Regions from separate parts of the Homo sapiens genome. Here region 1 is linked to region 2. A link is a contact called in ENCODE Hi-C or POLR2A ChIA-PET data. All regions are on one chromosome and are shown on one strand. The core of a region is the stretch at or near the end of the contact, and the rest is flanking DNA. Distances in the headings are between cores, read along the strand shown.

Evidence for each region. Hi-C counts contacts between places; a loop is a spot of excess contacts on that map. ChIA-PET counts read pairs that join two places held with the same protein, here RNA polymerase II (POLR2A). Pooled maps may share reads with other maps.
Region 1: a loop to region 2 is called in a map of PC-9, with 5 times the contacts of the local background. The contact joins the promoter of MIR137HG here to the promoter of LINC01930 in region 2. A Hi-C loop is called at or near these places in 3 of 168 maps with a recorded cell type or tissue (PC-9, endothelial cell of umbilical vein and heart right ventricle) and 5 of 50 pooled maps. POLR2A ChIA-PET finds 5 or more read pairs at or near these places in 1 of 52 experiments (A549).

What each region holds. Positions count from the first base shown.
Region 1 is chr1:98,047,293-98,053,124 of GRCh38, forward strand. MIR137HG (MIR137 host gene) reads right to left here and starts at 2,401. Exons shown (of 5, transcript NR_046105.1): 1 at 2,086-2,401.
Region 2 is chr1:97,939,952-97,945,482 of GRCh38, forward strand. LINC01930 (long intergenic non-protein coding RNA 1930) reads right to left here and starts at 1,789. Exons shown (of 2, transcript NR_146275.1): 1 at 1,622-1,789.

The DNA of each region.
Region 1 (5,832 bases), core at 1,151-3,650, 110 kb after region 2:
AAATAAAATGGACAAGTGCAACGTCACTACCCAAGACATGGTGTAGCTTCCTTAGAAAGTTCTCAATTTGCTTTCCCCTTTACTCTCAAATACATGAAAGTACATCCATGTAAGGGGAATGGGGGGGAATATGGAAACATGGCAATAGACATTATGATTTCCCAAATTATGTAAGTGCAAATAGCTCTTCATCAAGGAGTAATTATATAACAGAATCTCTCCCACTACCACAACTCATCTCTAACTGACCTGGTTGCAATTTAAGGTGCTTAGGTTGTGTTTGCTCTTATTTTTTTAAAAATTATAATACTTCTCCGGGCACACCAACTCATCATTTTCTTGACATGTTACTTACAGATGGAAAAATCAACATGAATTCTAGGTTTTATGAATAGATGTTTAATATATAATGTCTGAACCTAAAATAACTAGAAAGAAAACCAATATAGCCCAACTACCAGACTGTTTTACATTATTTTCAGATAACTCTTAAGTACACCACTTACAAAAGGACAGATACCAATAAAACAAATAAATAAGCACTATTTTCTGTTGTTACCTAACATAGGTATAAAGTGGAGCTTTTCTCTGGTGCTAGACAAAAAAAAAATTCAGAAAGCTGACAGGTTCTCTTCAGCTTGAACTCCTAGAAACAAAAGCCCTTAGGGAAAGTAATGCAATAGTCTATGAGCAAAGTGTACATTTGCTTCTGCACTCTTCTATTTAAATCTCAACTAATATTAAAAGGAAAACAAGAAACACACTATACAGATAGGCTTGGATTTAGTAAATGGAACGTTATAAACTCAAAAGGATGGTCAAGGGAGGCACACACACACACACACACACACACACACACACACACCCCAATACACAGGGCATCAGAATCACAGCATAAATACCCACACAGCTTTTCAATGCTTTCCAAGTAGTCTCCTTCAGTTTTGCTTCCTCACAATTAAAATAAAATATATACACACACTGACCCACAGACTCGCACGCTTTAAGAAACTAGAACAACGCAGTTGATATGCTTTCTTTCTACCCAAGTAGCAGTGCCAGCCTTTTCCCTACCTACCCAATGTTCCACCAGCTTCAGCACCTGGACGAATGGACAGCTCAACCCGGGCCGACTGCCGGCAGCACTCGCAGCAGAACTGACGCTCTGAGCTCTAACCAAAGCTCTCTCGTGCTTGAGCGGGGCAGCCTGACTTACGAGAACACCATTTCCTACGAGACCACTGCCGCTGGGTGCATATTCAATTCAAGCCTCCTTAAGCTGTCGGATTTCCCCCACCCATCCACCCTCCCCCCCTTCTCCACCCTCCACACAAAAACAAAAAAGGGAAAAAGCCCAATACCATCAGGGCGTTTGTTGATCAACTTACACTTCGCTTTTGAATATTTAGATACTGCTAGCGGAACAATATCAGCGGAGGCTTAGGTCCGCATTAAGTACCTTTGTTCATCGACTCCTGCAAGCCATGTTTATTAGAATCTACATTTCTCTCGCGCCCCAATAACTAGAGGTGTGTTTTGCGGGCAGGGGGCTTTCAGCACCTTTTGATCTCTCAAGGCCACCGCGACTGATTGACGGTTCCCAGTACTTTCCTATGCTATCCCCCATACTCCAACACCCATCCCAGTTAATCGCTTCGCAATTTGCAACCAAAAATACATAAAGAAACGCGACAAAGCAATGGGTTTGAGGAAATAAGCCAATTAAGCTAAAGCTGAAATGCCTCTCTCTCTCTCTCTCTCTCTCTCCCCCCCTTCTCCCTCTTTCTCTTCCCCCTTGACTCCCTCCCTCTCCCTCTCTCCTTCCCTCTCAAGTAGAAAGGGGGAAACACCAAGGAGAGAGAAAAAATCGGGAGGAGGGTGGTAGTCGACTCTTACAGTCAATGGAAAAAGAGTATACACATCTTTACTGAATAATACTCTCGTTCTCAGACAAAAAGAAACACATTTTTCGATGTAAACATAGTCTGCCTCTGCCATACATCCTACATCCTTTACGTTTGCTGAGATTTGTCTTGCTGTATGGCAAAGTAACTGTCACAAATCCATCTCGATTGAAGTGCTTACCCTCTAAATCCAGGTTTCAAGCGGAACTCCAACTGTGTGTAGAAGCCAGGGAGTCATCTGATGTGCAGTGAGGTAGGCTCTGGGCAGTGTGAGCTGCTTCTTCTCTCCGAGTGCCGGGTTACAGTGTTAACAAGCCTTGGGAAGGGACCTCGGCGCCTCGCGCTGGCTGTGCCCCAGTGCCTTCGCGTGGTGGCGGCTTGCTCATGCTTCCGAGGAGTCCCAGGCGATAGCCTTCAGCTGATGCGAGCTTCCAGAAAGGAGTGGGGAAGGGAAAAAATCATCTAATGCAATCAAATCGATCTGATCTACACCATCTGTCGCCTGCCACTATACACAAACGTTAAAATAGGAAAACGGAAAACACTGACAGCCGAGAGGGTTGGTCTGCAAAGAGTTCATTTTTAGCAGAGCATAATTCGATATGGTCGGCGTACAGTTACAAAAGCTGCTGTTAACCATCCAGTAGTGGATCCCAAACATGCTAATGGTGGATTAATTGAGGAAGATCTGACGTGCAAGCTTCATAGTCTCTTATTCATGACTTCCCAATGGGAAAGGACCAATGCCTTGTGGGACTATGGTAACATACAGTCAAAAAGCTGCTAAGAAAATGGCTGTGTGTTCACAGCACCTCTCTCTGATAACAAACATATGTCGACTAAAATGGTTTAGTAGAATGGGAGGGGGTGTTGGAGAATAAAATTTTCTTTCCCCGTGTAAGCAATCCCCATTTTCTTTTCTTAAAGAAAAGCAAAAACAGATATGATCTCTTTACCATAGTGGGGGGAAAAGGATGTTTTAAAAGGTTTTTATCAAGATCAAACTCTGCCATATAAAAGAAACGGAACACTCCTGTGCAGCAATTCTTTAAAAAAAAAATCTATTCTCATTTTTTTCCTTACTGTGATCAAAGTAGATCCATAGCATGTGCAGTATACAGAAACTCAGTCCAGTTAATCCCACCAGGATTGATTCAAGGTTGTTTAATGCCAGGTACCCTTTTGACTTCTTAAAACCAGGATGCCTTTTGGGGAAGGCATTTTGTATCATTTAAAATTGACATAATGAACATTAAGTATGATTGCAGTGAGGAGATGAGAAGAGTTTTCCTTTCTAATTCTGTAATTACTCTCTCTAGCCAAAACCCCTTTTGGTCTGTTTCCAGTCTTCCCAGATCAGTTGATGGGGAAATATAGGGATGGGGGAGGGAGTGGAAATACCGAGAAGGAGGGAAAGAGAGTGTGGATTATCGATAGCCAATAAATTCTATTCCACTTGTAATAGAAAAATATATAGCAATAAAAGAGATAACTCACTAATTGTTGATCGTGATTTTAAGTTTAAACCAGTTTTAAAAAATAATGTTTGATACATGGAAAGAAGACATATTGCAAACAATGGGATGACTGCCCCCCACCCATTTATAGTTATAGGTTTAAAAAATATTGAAATAGGGTTTATTATCTAGATATGTGACTATCTTTTATTAAATATATCTCAAAATTCCATATTTCCTCTGATTTTTGTCATCCATTTGAACACTGAAAACTATGGTCACTTTGATTCTGCTGTCTTTTCTTTGGTAACATACATTACATAAATTCTGTAGTAAACAATTAGTGTTCAGGAAAATTCTAAAGATGAATGTGTCTCCTAAAACTTTGATAATCTCTTTAAGGAAAAAAAAACCTAACAGTTATGAATTAAATTAGTCTAAAAATATAGCTTGAAGACAAATCAAACAATTTACCTGATCTTTTGTTTCAATATACATTAATTAAGCACTCTTTCCAACCTACACAACATTCCAGGGTCATAGTCAGATATTCAAGTCTAATAGTTCAGCAGCCTTTGTTGTCATTCGTGTCAAGCTATTGCCCCCTGCAGGTTAGGCTGAAAGTGCAGGCAGAATTTGGCCAAGTCCTCAGGAAATTGATGGTACACAAGTTACTCAGTCTCTCCCAATATTTAACTAGAGTCAACTTTTTAAGTTTGCTTTCATTATGGTTTAAACTATTTATTTACAGATAGGTAGTACATTAAGAAAAATGCTCTTTAAAGATGTGACTTCAGTTTTTCTTCTGAGAATTTAGCTGCATTGAGTAAACCATCCACTTTGTTGTGATACAAGGAGCATTTTGACACATTTAGTATAGTTTTCTTCATCTTCCCTTATCCTTATTCCATAAGATCCAGCAAAATTAAAAAAAAAACATATGTAACAGGATTGGAATTATGAATTCTCATAATAAATATATAGCCCTGGGCAATTTGATATCAGTATGCTTTTGGTAGACTCAATGAAGTGTGTGCAAATCAAACCATTTCAGATTCTCCCTGCTCCTGATATGATGAGGTCAATTACACCATTTATCTTGATTATAAAATTAAACATTATTTCAACCTCCATATTCCTGCTATACTATCATCCTTTCCCACAATCAACTTTTCCAAATAGGGCACCTTGCCAAGATGAAATAAATTTATAATTGACAGAATAGAAATTAAATTACATCAACTCTTTCACAATATTAGAAAGTGGAGCAAGTTTATAGAAACGACTTCAGAAGGTTTATGGAAAGATTCTTTTATTCTTTGGAAGTCAACGATGTGGCTATTCACACTGAGTTGTAAAGAAACCAGCAATGGTATTTCCCTATTACATAAATATTCATCTCATTGAGCAGTGGGATATCATTATGTGAAATATAATCAATTCTAACACCAAATTAGCAATCAATAAGAATCTTACCTAGTCAAATTATAGTATTATTTCAACATTGTATGAAAGTAGCTAGAAACATGAACCGCACTTTGTTTTTTTAAAGCTATTATGAAATGCTCAATAAAGACTTAAAGTTTACTGGCAAAACTTGGGTCTTTTTTGGAGGATTTTTTGTTACCCTAACTACTGATATGTTTTCTGGATCCTCCAGAATGGACATATGGGATAGGAACTGAGGATAACTGTGTCATATTTTAAACAATATTAAAAACACAACAAGCCAACACAAACTAAAAATAACCTGAATACTTATCTCTGTTTTATTACATTTTCAAAGCTTGTTAAATTTCAAGAGGACACTACATCTATACATTAAGAGCTTTGCATCTACAGTTCATTAACACTCCTGCTCCAAGTAAAGAGGGGATTTGGACTAGGTTGTGAGACTATTAATTGCACAAATATGTTGTAGTCAGAGCAGTGACTGGTTGCCTGCAGCAGCCATTTCTAGTTGTCTTTGAGTATGCGTCTTTTTTTTAAAAAAGTCATCTCCTCTTCAAAGTCATATCTCACATATATATGATTATACTTGATTGTGTGTACTGAAGCACATTGCTATTGAGTCAGAAATTTTCAAGTATCTTGATTCAAATGACTGTCAAATACCTAAGAACAGAGTTGCTTTTAATTAGCATGCAGAAAAGAGAGATGATATTTGACCTGTGAGTCTTAATCAAGGGGAATATTTTTAAGTTCTCCCATAAACGATGTAGCAGATTGCTTGCAAGTGCCTTGAAAAACATAGTCCTACTTCTCCTCCTACTATCATTACTATTGTTCTAACAATTTCTAAAGGATCAGAACAGAGTTCTAGAAACCCTGTAATGCTGTTATTGCCCGGAATCCTGGGTTATTAAACATTCTTATCCGCAGAAGCAAAGGACCATCCAATCCTATTCATATGCATCCTATGACTCAACTCAGTTTCCACTTGGCGGGCTGTGTGTGTGTGTGTGTGTGTG
Region 2 (5,531 bases), core at 539-3,038:
TTTCATTTGGCTCCAGTGTCCCTTTGATATGCCTCCTTCACTCATCATTATGTGTCTGTGTTTGTGTCTCTGTGTGTGTATGTGTGTTTTAACACTTCCTTACTTTTTGGCACTACAATATGCCCCAAGCTTATCTTGTATATTCCTAGCCTCAGTTTTGGAATCAACCATTTTCCCAGGTAACTTGCTTCCTTCAATTGGAGAAATGTACATTAGAAACAAAGATCTGGGCACTAGGTGTGCTTATTGCTATTGGAGTGTCATTTTTCTAGGTCTTCTCAGCTGACAGAGCAAAAACAAATTTATGTATACTAACCCTTGTATGCACATTTATCTGTAAATATTTCCGTAATCTGCTGTAATATATAGAGGAAATTAAATAATGTGCTAAATTAAACATGAGTTCATACTAATGTCTCTAACTTTAACCCATTGCTACATTGATCATTCTAACCACCCCTAGTGTTTTTGTAACTTCCCACTCCAACAGTGAGAAACCTGGCTTCCACCATCCATTTACTTAATTCTTCAGTTCCAGTGTATATGTATGGTAGTGTCAGAATTGTTAAGCCATAACCCTGCGGGAAACAACTTTGTCAACTATACTACATTGCTTAGGTACCATGTCTTTTGTCACTAGCTTTGTGGACTCCACAAACTTCTGGAGTTGCTTCCATCAGTACCTTTCTCCCTACTTTCTTCAGTGAGGTTATTTCATCCACTTGTAGTAGAGTTAGATTCTTCTGTCACACGTTGCCTTCCATCATGGGATTTCTTAATCTCCTATATGATTTTGTTTTAATTTACATGTGTTAAGCTTTACTGTTGGTGCTATAAAGTTCTATGGGTTTTGACAATTTAATTGTCAAATTAAATTGCATTTAATATATATGCACCATTTAATATGTATGCACCATTTAATATGTATGCCATACCATTTAATATGTATGCACCATTATAATAGCATACAGAAAAGTTTCTTGCCCAAAATATCCGCTGTATTTTTTCTATTTAAACCTGCCCTCTCCTGGAACCCTTGGCAACCACCGGTCTGTTCACTGAATCTATAGTTTTGCCCTTTCCAAATGTCATATACATTGAACTGTAAGTTATGTAGCCTTTCAGACTAACTGCTTTCACTTACTAACATGCATGTAAGTTTCATGCATATTTTTGCATAACTTGATAGCTCCTTCCTTCTTATCACTAAAGAGTATTCTATTGTTTGGATAGACAACAGTTTGTTTAACCTTTCACCTACCAAAAGACATCTTGGTTGCTTTCAGTTTTTGCCTATTATATATAAGACTTCTAAAAACTCGTGCAGATTTGCTTTGCAGCTTTATCATTTAATTTTTTTAATTTAGATATAATTTGCATACCATAAGATTCATCTTTTTAAAATGTATTTTTAAATATATATTTCAGTGTTTCTTAGTACATTCACAGTATTGTGCAGCCATCACCACCATCTAATTCAAGAATATTTTCAGCACCCAAAACCATGTACCCAACAATTATTTCCCATTCTCCCTTGCCTCCGACCCACTAATCTACTTTCTGTCTCTATAGCTTTGCCTATCTGGACATTTCCTACAAATGGAATCAAATGATACATTACCTTTTGTGTCTGGCTTCTTTAACTTAACACAGCGTTGTCAAGGTTCATCCATGTTGTAAACATGTGTCAATCATTCCACTTTATGTCTGCATATTATTCCATTATATGGATATACCACACTTCATCTTTTCGTCAGTTGTTGGACATTTGAATTGTTTCCACTTTTGGCTATTAAGAATAATGCTGCTATAATCATTTATGTACACATTTTTGCATAAACATATATTTTCATTTCTCATGGATATATATCTATCACTGTAATTGCTGGGTCATATGGTAACTCTTTGCTTAACTCTTTGAGGAGTTCCCCAACTATTTTTGAAAGCAGCAGTACTATTTTAGATTCCCTCCAGCAATGTTTGAGAGTTGCAATTTTGCCACCTCCTCACTAACACTTGTTATTGTCCATCTTTTTTATTATAGCCATGTAATGGGTGTGATTTGATATCTCATTAAGATTTTGATTTGCATTTCTCTAATGACTAATGATCATGTGCTTCACATGCAGGTTTCTGTATGTTCATAAGTTTTCAAATCAGTTTGGTAAGCACCTAGAAGCACTATTACTGGATTATGTGTTAAGATTATGTTCTCTTAATTTTTAGTCAATCAAATAAATGTAATCATCTAAAACAACCAATATTTGTGAACTCTCATCTGTTACAAACAATGATAGCTAGCTAGTTGTTAGCCAGAGAGGAAACAGAAAACTCATGTTGTTCTATGTTATTCTTCCCTGAGTGCAAATGATTATTGCACCTTCTAGGGGAGATGACAAGGTGCTGGGGTACTTTCAGGTGTCACAATGACCATGTGTGCCACAAGCATTTAGTGTCTGAGGATGAATCAATATTGTGCAGTGTGTGAAAGAGTCTTGCACAATTAAGAAATGTTCTATTCCTAATGTCACCGAACATCCCAGATGAAATTAATAGACAAATGTAGGAGTCAACAGAAACTGAAAGACAGAAAAGATAGAAGGTAGAGTTCAAAATTTGCAAGTGAAAAAACAAGTATGGAAAGGAAATAGTGGTTAACTGACAACTTTCTGGGACTGATAAGATCTGCTTCCTAGAAATATTTTGAGACTTAAATAATCTCTGAGACCTATAAATGTCACAGTCTTTGAGACTGTTGTTTTTATTTATATTTTGCATCTTCATCCTGACTATCTAACATTATTTAGATTACCTTACTGAGTGGCCTTTGCAGTCAAAAGATGCTAACCAGCACACTTTTTTTTCCTATAAAGGTACGGACAGGGTGGAATTTGAAGGAGGTGTTAAAGTTCCCACTTTACTCTGAAGTTATTCATTATAAGCTGTTAGGACTAACATTTGCATTGTGGTTAAAAAATAACAAGTAATTGTGGTATCTTTAAACATTAACCTGGCAAGCTCATTATTTGGGATGCTTTGACTAATTATTTTTCTTTGTGATGCTAATGAATTGCTTTCTGAGGTCTCATAAAATTATGAAATTGAGGCTAACATAAAATCAAATATTTGGTTAGGAGAAAGTAGCAAGTGCTTTGCATCCTTATTCCAAGTATGTGGGATAGTATTCTAAAGTATTATTCAGCATTATAAACCAGGAATTAACACAGAAAAAATGAAAATTTCTTAATTTAATTCCCATTGGTAGGATATTGTGGTGAAGTGGAACTTTTTCAAAAAAAAAAAAAAAAAAAAAAAACCAAAAAACCCAAGTCACACTCTGTACATACCAAAGTGTTTAATTTCCATTTAGTTGATTTTTGCATGTTACCAAAATGCTAAATTCATTTTCCCCCAACAATTAAAGAATAGAATACATTGTTCTATATTTCTCGCAGCCAACTCAGTAAGTAGTGATTAAGCCTTCTGGCAGTCTGTTCCGTTCATGGCCCCCAGTGAACAAGTTTCCTGGTATTCATCCCCTTGTATAATTCTTTCCCATCGAATCTGGGCTGGACCAATGACATGCTTAATCAAAAGAACATGTCAGAGTGCCAGTTCCAGGACCAAGCTTTAAAAGGTCTGGAAGTTTTCACTTTTGCACTCATAGGAGCTCTGAGCCTCCAGGCAGAAATACAGCTATGCTTCTGGAAAGGGCATGTGAGAAGCACCAAGCAGAATGAGAGAACCTGTGACTACATGGAAAAAGAAAGATGCCTAGCTCTCTCAACTTCCCGACCTGCCCACCGCAGAGTTACCAATTGAATTCACCCACAGAAGTGACCAGCAGCAAGACAAGCAGAAGAATCAGTTGCTGAGTCCAGCACAGACTGCAAAATTGTAAACAAATTAAATAGTTGTTGTTTCAAGCCAGTAAGTTTGAGAATTTAGTTTTGAAGCAATAAAAAAACCATGGCACCTGCTATATATCCAGCACTACATAATTTGACAAGGAAGCACAAAAAAATAGAAAATGAAGGAGTGATGAACGTTTGACTTCCAGTTGTTGAGCTGGATTATGGTGTACTACATCTTTTCTTTTTTTCTTTCTTTCTTTTTTTTTTAGACGAAGTCTCTCTCTGTCGCCAGGCTGGAGTGCAGTGGCATGATCTCGGCTCACTGCAACCTCTGCCTCCTGGGTTCAAGTGATTCTCCTGCCTCAGCCTCCGGAGTAGCTGGGAGTACAGGTGCATGCCACCACGCCCAGCTAATTTTTGTGGGTTTTTTCTTTTTTCTTTTTTTTTAGTAGAGACGGTGGGGGGGTCCATGATGTTGGCTAGGATGGTCTCTATCTCTTGACCTGATGATCCACCCACCTCGGCCTCCCAAAGTGCTGAGATTACAGGTATACATCTTTTCATAAGAATTTTGGAAATTATGTTTTTATCAGTAATATGTTTCAGCTACATTTCAGATTATCCAAAATATGGCTGGAATATTAATTATACTTAGCATTTTTTAGGCAAATGAATTCTTCAACTTCCAACAAGTAACTTATCAATGAACTTTGGGAACATATTAATTTACTGGGTGTTACTGGTATCATGACATGCAATCTTTCAAGGAATAATTTCCAATTATTACAATAAGTCAAGCAAGGGAGAAATTTGGACTTGCTGTGTGATACAAGGAAGATGCAACACACTCAGTTTCAGGAACTGATCGGAAGGAAAGGGTCGGAATGAGCCAGGCATAAAAGAACAACAAAAACATTCTAGTGGAGGAAGCCGCCATCTTAGAAGGGTACACAGGATTTGGTTTATAATCACACTGGATGGTGAAAAGGATTTTTATGAAATTACTCAAAGATAACAAGGAAATTACATGGTTAGGTCATGTTTTAGAATTATGAATTTGGCAGCAATTCATAGTAGAAGAGGGAAAGATTAGACAAAATCTTTAAAAGACTTCCTGACATCCAGTATTTTCAGTAGCTTTCTCCAGTATTCAAAAGAGATTTTTTTTAGTTCACATTTTATATTTTCAAGTGTAAAATAATGAAATAAATGGCAGTAAGTACACTTATTTTGCAGTTTAGTCAAATGTTTTCACATGATGTCATAATAATATCAAATTTTCTTGACCAAATATCGAATCATTTACTCAAATAACTTTGATGATCCCCTGAGTTCATCCATGATATATTAAATAAAGAGATGTATGGTTTTTACATGCATGACCTTTGATATCCTGAAGAACATTTTATAACGACTTTCCTTAGCAATATTTTTGTGAATGTATATGTTTATATGTGTTTTTCTCTTTTCGATTTTTTATTCTGAGCATGATTTTTAATATTCTGCCAAGAGAGTAAATAGCAGAGCATTATCTTATGTACTTAGCTGTATTTCCTTGTGAGGAGAAAAGATTTTTAAGAAAAAAAATCAGTTGGGTACTAAAGAAATAATTGAGTCAGGATGAAAAAGAAAATGAAAAAATCCTCCCCAATTCTTATTTTAGCCCTAAATTTCTTT